Linked DNA regions of Homo sapiens: region 1 is linked to region 2. Evidence: chromatin loops called from intact Hi-C (ENCODE). Cell type or tissue: PC-9. All regions are shown on one strand. Each heading gives the region's core, and the rest is flanking DNA. Links, peaks and the distances in the headings are about the cores only.

Evidence for each region. Hi-C counts contacts between places; a loop is a spot of excess contacts. Peaks named below come from ENCODE experiments on the same cell type or tissue, not always from the same donor. Only the 100,000 strongest peaks of a DNase experiment are listed, where the experiment ranks them.
Region 1: it touches region 2 in a loop (2.7-fold over the local background); 4 of 110 quality-filtered maps call a loop at or near these places.

The regions. Positions count from the first base shown.
Region 1 is chr2:44,705,388-44,711,291 of GRCh38, reverse strand. It overlaps CAMKMT (calmodulin-lysine N-methyltransferase), which reads right to left. Exons shown (of 11, transcript NM_024766.5): 5 at 4,951-5,005; 6 at 3,830-3,893. Among named protein-coding and RNA genes, the nearest start is that of LINC01833, 230 kb to the left of the region's middle. In PC-9, for the core only: no CTCF peak of the experiment used is centred there; DNase peaks (open chromatin) are centred at 2,481 and 2,791; H3K4me3 peaks cover 564 bases; H3K27ac peaks cover 981 bases.
Region 2 is chr2:44,546,868-44,552,771 of GRCh38, reverse strand. The region is part of intron 3 of CAMKMT (calmodulin-lysine N-methyltransferase); the gene reads right to left. Among named protein-coding and RNA genes, the nearest start is that of CAMKMT, 190 kb to the right of the region's middle. In PC-9, for the core only: no CTCF peak of the experiment used is centred there; DNase peaks (open chromatin) are centred at 2,041 and 3,451; H3K4me3 peaks cover 1,004 bases; H3K27ac peaks cover 3,125 bases.

The sequences.
Region 1 (5,904 bases), core at 453-5,452, 160 kb before region 2:
ATTGGTTGAATTAATTTTAATTTAATTCCAAAAAATACATATTTGTTGTGCTGCTACCCAATCTGAGGCACATATAGTTTACTTATGACTCATCAGTAGATGGAAGTACAGCCGGCATTGGAAGAAGAAGCCTGGACACAGGAAGATGGCCCGGGATTTCCGTGTTATTAACCATCTATGGTACAGGCTGCACAGCCCACACGAAGCTTCACTTATTAGTTACTCAAGTCAGGGATTGTATTAAATAAAAATAATGTTAAACCAGGGGTGTCTCCTTTAAAAAGCACAGGGGATTTACCCATTTTTGGAGAATCCTAAGTTCAAGATCATGATCCACACTGTGCATACTTTGGGGATAAGATGCTTACAGAGAAATGGGTCACCAAACATTGGAATTTTCTGCATAGAACTGCTAGATGTTTACTAAGGCAGGGTGCTTGTGCTGGGCACATTAGTGATTGTAGCCAGAGAGGGTTGCTCACCTTCAGGAGTTCTACTTTTATTCATTATAATTTAGAAGAGGCTTAGCATCAATAATAACTCAGTATACCATGTCTCTCTCCTATTCCTAGGTCATTGTTATCACAAGTTACAAACCTTATGGAGTAATTATTATATGTGGGCAGTTGAAGATTTCTTTCTTGACACTAAAGGGGCATTGCCAAAAAAAAAAGAAAAGGAACATGTTTCACACTATTTTAGAATAAATTTGAGAACTGGACAAACCAAATGATCCCATTTCTAATTTATCCTTTGTTCTCTTGGGGTACAGATAAAATGGCATCTGTAGGGAAGAGCAGCTCTCAGGTGTGGGGGCTTTGAGTTCGTAGACCCAGCAATGCAGTTTAAGGATCAAGGAGACTTTAGGGAAAACTACCCATGAATCTAAGAAAATATTTGTGACTTAAAAATTTTTACCTCAAGTCTTAATATCTTTCCAGACATCTCTGTTTAATAAATCTCAGATCAACATCTAGCTTTTCAGAGTCAAGTTGGAAAACTCAAGAAGACATAGGCAATCCATCTGATACATTTTAGGGAGATAATAAATAAACTCAAAACTGGTTGACATGCTTCTGTGATATAAAGATTCAGAACCAATCCATTCATTGCCTCACATACTAAAACAAATAGAAATAATATAAAATTAAAAGGAAATATCAGGAAATGCTGTTTTTTTTTTTAAAAAAAGGTAAAAATCAGAATCTTAGAAGCTTAAGAGACTAAGAAGATTCAGTTGGATTCATTAAATTCAGAAGCCAAGAACAAAAAAAATAATTTTTAAAATGATAAGAATAATATACAGGCCAATACTCAGATGCGATATGCCATTGCCAGGCCAATTTTCAATTACATTTCACTGATGTATTCATTTGTTTCTTAATGTGCTCATCTTGCCCATTAAGAATAATTAGCAGCTTTACTAACAGATTTTCTGGCTTCTGGCAATGTTTCTCCCCCTTTTTTTGTTGACATCCACTTTTACTTCTTAGAAAGTAATTTTTGAATAATATCCTACAACTGCTATATAATTTAGACTTCCTAAAATTTTAAAGGAAAGATGTAAACAGTAATTTTTAAATAAGTTTGTTTCAATCTATATGCATCAATAGTATGTGATTCAGTGAATTAGTTATTCTTACAGAAAGTGGGCATGCAAATAGAAAAAAAAATCATTCATATTAACCTCAGTCAGTAAAACAGATGACAACGAATGCCAATTGTAAGCTCTGTTAGCAAATCAAGAATAACATTAGTATTAAAAGCAGGAAAAACACATTGCCAATTTTAAGGCTTTATGCATGCTTTTTCTCTTAATTAAAAAAAATTAGATCTGGTTACAACAGAAAAAGGCATACAAACACAGAACAACTGCATGGTAAAAACGGAACTCCATCAGGAAAGTCCTAAGAGATGAAATAAAACACACTACCAGTTTTGGTCTGCATCCTGAAAAGACCTACTTTATCTACTTTGTAAAGTTCTTCCCCTCCTGCCCTTTGGCACCCCGCTATATTAAACCCATTGTAAAACCCAGCACAATAAAGCACTCTCAGGGCTGAGCTTCTGAGGACCAAATGTTAAAAATCCATTTTCTTGGGAGGGGGCTGTACCAATCATTTCTTTGAAAGGCCGGCAGAATGAATACAGAATCTGAGATTTCCTCTCTGATTTCAAAAGCTGGCATGGCATCTTTGTTGTTTAAAGCAAAGGTGTGTTAATTAATGACATTAGCATTGCTTCCCTTCTTTGGAAGCTCTGTAGTTTAGCTCAATAATAATTTTAGAACAATTAGACTTACATACTGACTACAGATGTTTCCCATAGTTTGATAAAAGTTCTAATTGGTTTCTGACGCTATTAAATAAGACACCTGCTGACTTGAAAAAAACCTTAGGTTACCGGGCCCAAGCTGAAAGTTTCTGTGGCTAAAATAATCTTCTCTTGTCCAATAATCCTGCTCCCCCCACCCTCTAAAAATTCTCTGGGGCTGAGCTGGCATACCTGAGCTTCCTCTTGCTCTGTATTCCCTGACATAAGGAGGAGGAGCACAGTGAAATGATACATGGATACATGCACGAAATAACTCAGAATAAAGCAGAGTGAATGAAAAAACATCTGCTCATCTTCAGGAATATTTTGAAAAACTTGAGACAGTCTCAAGAACGTGATTAAAATCCTGCATTTAAAAAAAGGAAGCACCTTTTGTGATCTCCTTCCCTTGTGTGAAAGGCCAAGATTGTGATTGGCTGTTTTTCCTTCCTGAATTTTTTTTAAGTCTGTCAGGCAATTAGCTGGGTGGGGCTCTGTAGAGCATACAAGTGTTACTGAACAATATTAGCTACTGTGCTTCTCGTTCCTCCTTTCTCCTGTTTGAGCAGCTTGATGAAGCTGCTGCATATTTTGAAAAAATCATATGGCAGAAGTCGAAAAAGAAAATCAGAAATAGATTGTATGTAAGATGCCACAGAAATCAAAACTGCTTTGGCAGTTTAGGAGCTTAAAATTCAAATAAGTAGATTGTCTCCCTCATAATGTAAATGTAAGGCACACCAAAAAAAAAAAAAAAAAAAAAAAAATCCAAAGCAAACATATCTGCCACTTTTCCTCTCAGTTTCTAACAGCTGTTAACTGCCCCTGAACAAATCAGCTCGACTGCTAAAGTAGCTACATTTATGCTTGCTTTCTTAGTTAAAGTACAGTTCAATTTTCATGAACTCTGTGTACATATTAGTAAAGCATAATCTAATGGAGTTTGAACTGCAATAGCATAGCAGAAAAATAGAGATAGCTTGTATAATCCTAAATAAAATCCTAAATAAAAGGAAATAATGAAGAACTGACAGCTGTTCCAGTGGGGGATATAGGTACCCTCAGCAATTAGACCAGGCACAATATTATACAGTACATACAATATCAAGTGTATAAATGTAATAACAAACATGAAGCTGGAAGTTAATATTTGCCAGCAATATCCAAATACAATAAATACCAAATAATTTGTTTTACACTGGCAAATTCCAATGGAAATAAAAGAACAAGAATGCTTGAAAATTATTATGAAACAAATTTTCTTATTGCCTCGGGAGGTCCACAAAAATAGGCTCCTTTCATGAGAGATGTCTATAAAAATCTATGGAAAGAAAAAAACCTACGGAGTTGTATGCAAGGAATTCATATATTTCTACTTTTTCTTAATTACTTATCATGTATGTAGGGGGGAAACTCTCTTTTAATACCCCATGCTGTCTTTCTTTATATCAATTGTTACTCAGCCAGGAAAAAGGAATGAGCACAACAAACCCGTTTTCTATCTGAATAAGGATACTTCTGATGGCCTTTTCATTCCCATCAGTTAACAGAACTTCTTTGACATCTGCAGAAATAGCAACCTGAAAAAAAAAAGGGAGCACAGCAAACAATGAGCAAATATGCTTGTCTGTGTGGAAGTGAAGACAGGAGTGACAAGCCTTCAGTATCATGCTTCCTCACCTATTTCTCTGTAACAATCTTCAATCTTTTTTCATTTTATGTCTGCATTATTTTAATCATTCAATCAAATCAGTCAATACTTTTATCATTCCATTTGCGGGAGCCTCTATCTTGCTATCATTCTGTTCGGTAATTGCATTGTGACAGCGGATGATGGTATTCTGAGAGGCTTTCATTTGTGGGCTTCTGTTTATCTAGTAGAGCCATCATACAAGGCTGTCACTCTGCCTTTCAGCTTGCTTCTGTCTGACTGCCTGATGCCCTTCATATAACTTTGCATTGCAGGCAGATGGCTTTGTGAGGGTAATTTTTTTGTGAGCTTTGACATGCTCGCACATTGGGCTGTAACCTCGACACATTGTATAAGAGCGACAGGTTTGTCAAATGCCAATCAGTGTAACAATATGCTTTTATTTGTAGAGACATAAAAACTTGTCTAATGCACTGTGCTGCTACATAATATCTCCTGAATACATGACTCAGAACCCAGAGAATGGGGAACGACGTTCCTGAATGGCCAATCTAATTCAAAAGAATCTAATTACTGAGCGCTCTGGATCATGTTTGTTGGTGTAATAATGCAGGCAAAACATTAGCAGCTATATCATGGTGCTCCAACTGTGATTCGCCGGGCTATTCCTGTATCTTAGCAAATGGGACTATAATCTGAAAAAAAAAAAAAAAATGCTTTCGCTATGGCAAAGAAAGACTGTGCGAGGCCTGGAATGTCACAACAAGCAATATTGACTACACTGAGGTAAAATGTTTCTGCTCATCGAGGCAACCATAAAATCAATATGATCCGAAAGTAAGTCAATCTAGAAGGTCTCTCAAGACCCGGCAGCTTGACCGCAGCTGATGCTGTTGACGGTTCTCTGACCCAGCAGTTGGAGGCCCTGGAACATTTTTCCTTTTGTTCCTCCCTCTGAATGGGATTGGAATGGAGAAAAGACCTACCATGAGCCCAGCCAAGCATGTCATGCCACCCCCTAGCTCACACACAGCAAGGGCCCTGAAAGAGAGAAAAGAAATGGTAGAACCCATACAAATTAGATGAAAATGGTCAGAGAGAGATATATGTTACAAGAACAAATTGCCATCTGCAGTAAGAACGGCGCTACCAGGAAGTTGTAGAGACATGACTAGGCTACCTCATGTCGTTTTGCGTTTTAAAAATAATTATGAAATAGAAAAGTCACAAAGCAGGCAAATCAGTGGGGGTTCCCTCATTAGTGTTCACTGCAACATTACCACCGCTGAGCTGAAAAATCTGAGAAGGTTCCCTTTTTTTCCCTTGTCAATGGCGCTGTCTTTTAGAACTAAACTAGCTAGAGTAGCGAAAGAGAAGTGTTAGGAAAGGATAACACTGTTAATCCACATTCATTCCTTCAAAAACAGTTAGACAAGTAAATGAAGAATATATATGAGTGTGTATATACCTATATTATAGTTACATACAAACAACACACACAAAATAAATAGATGCAATCCTGAATTTTAAAAAAAAATTCTTAAACAAACTGAAACATTTTGGAAAGCTGAACAGTCCCCATAAAGAACAATTACACAAAGAGCATTTAGCAATTAACACTTAAATCACAATTGACCCCAACACAACACAGTGAATAAACAATGCAGGGACATAATATGGTTAAGCCAGCAAACCCAGGCTAAAGTAATGACTGGGCTCTGACTTCACAGCTCAAAAGTAAAGCGGCTCAGAGTTAAAGCTGACAGTCTAGGGTGGCACTCTGCACTTACCTTCCCCTTTGTGCCTAAATATCAGCCCTTAACGTGTGACATTCTCGCCCTGGCCCACTGCTCGCTGATTGGAGCTCCAGTCAAGCTTAAGCACAGCGAGATGAACAAATGCCAGACTTCCAGGGCAGCTCTGCAGCCCACATTCAAAAT
Region 2 (5,904 bases), core at 650-5,649:
TTTCACATCTCAGCTCTACCATCACATACCATATGACTTTGGACAAATTACTTAAGCCTCTCTGTATCTCAGTTTCCTCATATGTAAAATGGAAATAATATTAGCAGAACAGTTGTAAGAATTAAATGAGATGATGTATGTAAATCGCTTAGCATGGTTCCTGAAACGTAAGTGCTCAATAAATGGAAAATATGGAGGTGAGTGGTTGCCTCAGACCTCACACCAGATTCTGAGCACTGCCACAGTATTTTGTATGAAAGGACTCTATCTGCATAAGATTCCAGGATTTTGGAGTTGTTATTGACTGTAAAGATCACCAAGTAAAATCTTCCATTTTAGAAATCTTTTCTAGGATTTCTTAAATCCTCCATGTCAAGCACTAGATAGGTAAATGAATTGGTTCAGTTTGCCTGTCTTGTTAATGAGAAAGCCACAGTCTTTTAAATAAAATTCTCTTCTGAATTTTATTTAAAAGACTCAAAAGTAATAATGAGTACAATCGAAATATCATTGTGTATCACTGTGAACATACATTCAAACTGTAGGTTAGTGTTCTCACTCACAAACGGGAGCTAAATAATGCATACCTATGGGCATAGAGTGGAATAATAGACACTGGAGACTCGGAGGGGAGGATGAGAGATGAGAAATCACCTAATGGGTAAAACAATGTACACTATTCAAGTGATGCTTACATTCAACGCCCAGATTTCACTACTACACAATATGTCCATGTAACAAAACTGCACTTGTCCCCCTCTAAATCTATTAAAAAATGAAAACTAAAAAAAAATCTATATGTTAGAAACCCATATTACACTTCGCCCTGAGTAAGCTAAACTGTTTCTGGTATAATATTGCCAACAAAGGAAAGCTCTCCATAGGTATACAAGGTATGTCATATATAGGACTCAGTTTTCTCTTCTGTAAAATGAGAATAATAATTATGTGATTCTCAGGACTATTATGAAGATGAAGTGAAGTGACATGTACAAAAGCACTTAGTACAGTGCTTCACTCTGATGTCTCAAAATTTACTGGGCTGATAATGATCTCTATTCTTCAGAGCAAATTCATCTACAGTGACATGAGTTTTCGACAAATCTTTTCCACTGCTGCCATTTAAAAAGCATACTTTGGTATAGAGCCCAGGATGTTTTGAAGAAAGCATGGCCTCAATGCTAATGGACTGGCTGTGTTCCAGCATCTTTTTGTTGGGAACTCTCCCTTGCAACCAAATGTTAAATACAGATCATAGGTGACCTTGATAAAACTACTCAAGAAGGCAAATTTGACATCTTTCTTTCTTATGCATAAAACTCCAGGGAGTTTCAAGGCCCAGTGGTAATGGCCTATGGAACACAAAGGGCAACACGCACAATTCCCTTTAGAACTTCCAATCCTTCCAATCTTATGCATAAGCCATCTGCTTAGAGTCACCTGAACAGTGAGAATTTAGAGTCTTCATGCTCAGGTTTCTGGAGTAAATTTATAAATACAATTAATGTGACATAGAAGGCATGCCCACGCACTGCATGACACTGTGTAAAGCCCCGTATCCAGTTCTTTGTCTCAGCAATCTGAGAGAATAAAGATCTTGCAGATGTGGGTTTCTGCCCCATTAAACAGGACTACATAATCTTGTGACTACATTACTGCCACGTACTCTACCCTGAACCCTAGAACACCACCTGGAATTATGTGGCTAGGTAGAATAGATGAGACTTTTTACAATAAAACACTGAAGAAAACAATTTTAAAAACATCTGGTTTCCAGGTCTTGCAAGTTGTCATATATTGTGTACAGAAGTTTAGGTAGATGGACATTCATGAATGAGTTGTTTAAAACTTTAGTCTCAAGCCCCATTCTCGGCAGTCTCTATGAAGATATACAGAGAATATACAGAACACCCACAGTTCCTTTGATAACTTGCAACAGTTCTCACTTTAAGTATTAAATGCCTCCTCAATCAATGTATGATACAATGTATCACTGGTTTAATCATTACAAAACAACTTGTAAAGAGGAAGTGACAGAATTTGACTCATCCAGTCACTGCAAGCTTTTAGAGTATGCCTTTGGTTCAGAAAAGAGTGGATAGATGGTCAATAGATCTTGGTAACTGACTTCTCTCACACCACATGGAATAGAAAAAAGATAGACGGAGCCTATAAATTCCTTGGGTTCAGTGTCTCCCTAAGAGCTCAGCTTAGTGATAACTTTATAGTAGACATTTAATTCTATACTAGTAGAAATTAAATTGATTTAATTCCTTTACTATTCATCTTCATATAAGAAATGTTACATATATGCATTTTATATGTAAATGTGATCTTACATGACTGTCAGTCTTTTTTCTTTCTTTTTTTTTTTCTTTTTTTGAGACAGAGTCTCACTCTGTCACCCAGGCTGGAGTGCAGTGGCACTACCATAGGTCACTGAATCCTCAACCTCTCAGGCTTAAGCCTCAGCCTCTAGAGTAGCTGGGACTACAGTCATGTGTCACCAGACCTGCCTAATTTTTTTAATGATTTGTAGAAACGGGGTCTCCCTATGTTGCCCTGGTTGGTCTCAAACTCCTGGGCTCAAGCAATCCACCCACCTCAGCCTCCCAGAGTGATGGGATTATAAATGTGAATCACCACGCCCAGTGGCTGTCAGTCTTAAAAACATATATGCTGATGTTCTTTGTGCTGGTATTGGCTCTTTATCAAGGTATTTTTGTGAATATGACTACACACACATTCCTTTTCTCCACATTTCCCTTCCCGATTCCCTGCCCACATTTTAATATGACTTTCAATTCAGGCAGGTCAGAATGAATCTATCCTATTTCAAAAATCCTAGAACTCTACACTGAATGACGGAAGGATGGATAAAGACACTCTTCACATAACACCAAGACTTTTAACACAATGAAGCTGGGTCTGGGACAAAAATGTATGGCCACAGTTGAAGAAGCCCCCTATGTCTTTGTTCTAGGATGTAAGTCTAAGAGGGAGTGGAGTTTACAGACATCATGTAGGACATAGGCTTACTTACTGAAGTCTGAGACTTTGGGGATCCTTAATCCTTAAGCCAATAAATAAGCAAGAGTATCATAATCTTCTGCCACGAAGTGTTTCTTAAATATATGAGCAGTTCAGGAGTTTGAGGCTGCACTGAGTTATGATCACCACTGCACTCCAGCCTGGGCAACAGAGTGAGACCCTGTGTCTAAGAAAAAAAGAAAAAAAATTATATATACATTTTAGGTTGGTGCAAAAGTAATTGTGGTTTTCAGTTCAAGACATTGTGGCAAGTGACTGGACAGGAAAAACTGAGTCTTCCTGCTGTGTGAGAGAGGTTCTTCTCTTCCCTTGGGGTGAATTATGTTTGTCACTCTGTACATTTTCAGGTCTTTTTTTTTAGGATTATAAAACTATAATCATAGTAATCTGGCAGAGAATTCCCATAGGGGTTGGGAAGGAGGATGCTTGAGTGATTAGTCACCAAAGAGAGCCCAAAGAAGTGGACAGAGCTGGTAAACTGGTGAGAGAGCCTCAGGCATTCACCAGATTCAGAAGATTGCAATCATCTCTTTTGGCAAATGAATATAGAACATTTTTCTCCAACAGAAAGAAGAGCTTAGCCGATGTACCAGAAAGAGACATAAGATTTGAAAACAGAAAAAGGGGATCATGTTTCCATCTGATCTCGGAGGAAACAAATGTGGAACAGGCAAGATGTAAACAAGATGTATTAGTTTTTTATCGGTGCATAACAAATCACCAGAAATTTAGCAGCTTAAACCATCACTCATTTATCAGTTCACAACTCTTTAGGTCAGAAGTCTGGTATGGCATGGTTGAGTTTTCTGCTCAGGGAATCACAAGGCTGAAATAACAGTGGCAACCAGATTGAGTTCTCATCTGGAGGCTCTAAAAAAGTTCTGCTTCCAACCTCATTCTTCCTGGCAAAATTCAGCTCCTTGTAGCTGTAGAATTGAGGTCCCCATTTCCTCTCTGGCTGGCAAACAAGGGCCACTCTCAGCTAAAAAAATTCCTTGCTACGTAGCTGCCTCCATCTTCAAGCCAGCAAATCCTTCTCCTGCTTCGTCTCTGACTTCCCGTCTCTGACCTCTAGACCCAGATTTAAAGGGGTTATGTCATTAGGTCAGATCCACTCAGATAATGTCACTGCTTTATGGTCAACTGATTTGGGACCTTAACTACATCTGCAAAATCCTTCCACAGCAGTATCTAGATAACGTATGGCTAAATACCTGGGAGAGGGTGTGTGTACAGCAGGGCCGGGAATCTTGGGGGCCATTTTAGAATTCTGCCTACCACAGGAGACACCTGTTATCAGGGCTTGTGGTTTCATGTGAGACCATGGCTTTCTAGCTTAGAAAGATAAAGAACCAGTACAAACCAAAGCACTTAGAGATAAGTGGGTCTTAGACAATGCCAGAGCTTTTAAGGCTCTGGATTCACAGAGAAACACAGAAGGCGTATGTCTTTGTCTAATGTTCATCCTATGATACCCAACAGAGTCAGGAATGAGGCAGGAGGGGACTTCGAGCTGGTTGTTCCCATAAATTTTGCCAGCACATAGAAAGCACATAGTAGGATGCTAAGTAAATACTTGTTGAATAAAAGAACTAAGCCCATTTGAAGGCAAGCATTAATTAACATTAGAATCACAAATCTGAACTCAGCATATTCTGTGCTTTTTTCTTTCTTCTGTCTCCCTAAATCTGCAGGAAGATGTCCAGGGCCAAGTTTTTCCCCACTCTCTACCAGGATATTTAGAGTGATCAGTGTGCCTCTGATGGGCAAGCAGCCAATGAGAGACAGTACTGCAGGAGGGACACTCAAGGACAGCTGTCTTGATGATCCCTTTCCACTGCAGCTTCAGCTCAAAACTTGCCCTCCCTTTTGCATTATAATTAACCAAATTTAGGCCGTTAGAGATAAGGAAAGAGAGAAGTAATGTTATTTGAACTTCTCCTATGTGTCAGATATATTACATAAGCTCGTATTTAATTCTCATAGTAACCCTATGAAATGGGTATTATTTCAAATGAGGAAATGATAGTACAGAGATGGCATTTGAACCTGGGTATTCCAGACCCCAAGACCTAAACATTGTACTAATCTTGTTCCATGCATTGCTAACTTTTACACCTGTGATGATTTTTTTCACTGCCTTTTAAGTTTAGGGTCATCTTTCACCTATCATATCTTTCTTGTTTTTTAGAGATGAGGTCTTACTATGTTGCCCAGGCTGGAGTGCAGTGACTATTCACAGACATGATCATGGTGCACTACAGCCTCAAGTTCCCGGTCTCAGGTGATCCTCCTGCCTCGGCCTTCGGAGTAGCCCCACAGGCATGCACCACCACGTCAGCATCATCTAACATTTTTTAGAGCCACTCTTCTTACTTGAACCCTGAATTCCCAGCTTGACCAATCCCTGCTGAGGTACTGTCTTTCCAACTATCAGCATAGAACAGTTTTTACTTTTACTTCTGCTGAGCTTATTTCCAAGTGACTGCTAGAGGACCCAATAAGACTACTGATATTGTTCAACTAGGTTTGTGTACCTGGAAAATGTCCTCTGAATCCTAGCACATTAACATTTTCTTTGAGGATACAGAAAATAACAATAACAAAAAACCTAAGCTTGATATTTTTCTGCTCAATCAAGTTCTTCCCCACCCTCAGGACCCCTCAACACATTTTGGACACATTTTGCAGAGCCAAGCAAGCCAACCCAAGGGATTTATACTCACTTACCCTTAGGATTTGTGGTCTATGTTGTGAAGTAAAAACCCCCACTAAAAAGGCAACTTTACTGAGAGAGAAATGAAACCAACACCAACTCATATGTCATTTTGTTGTATGGTCAGTCTCTCAGTG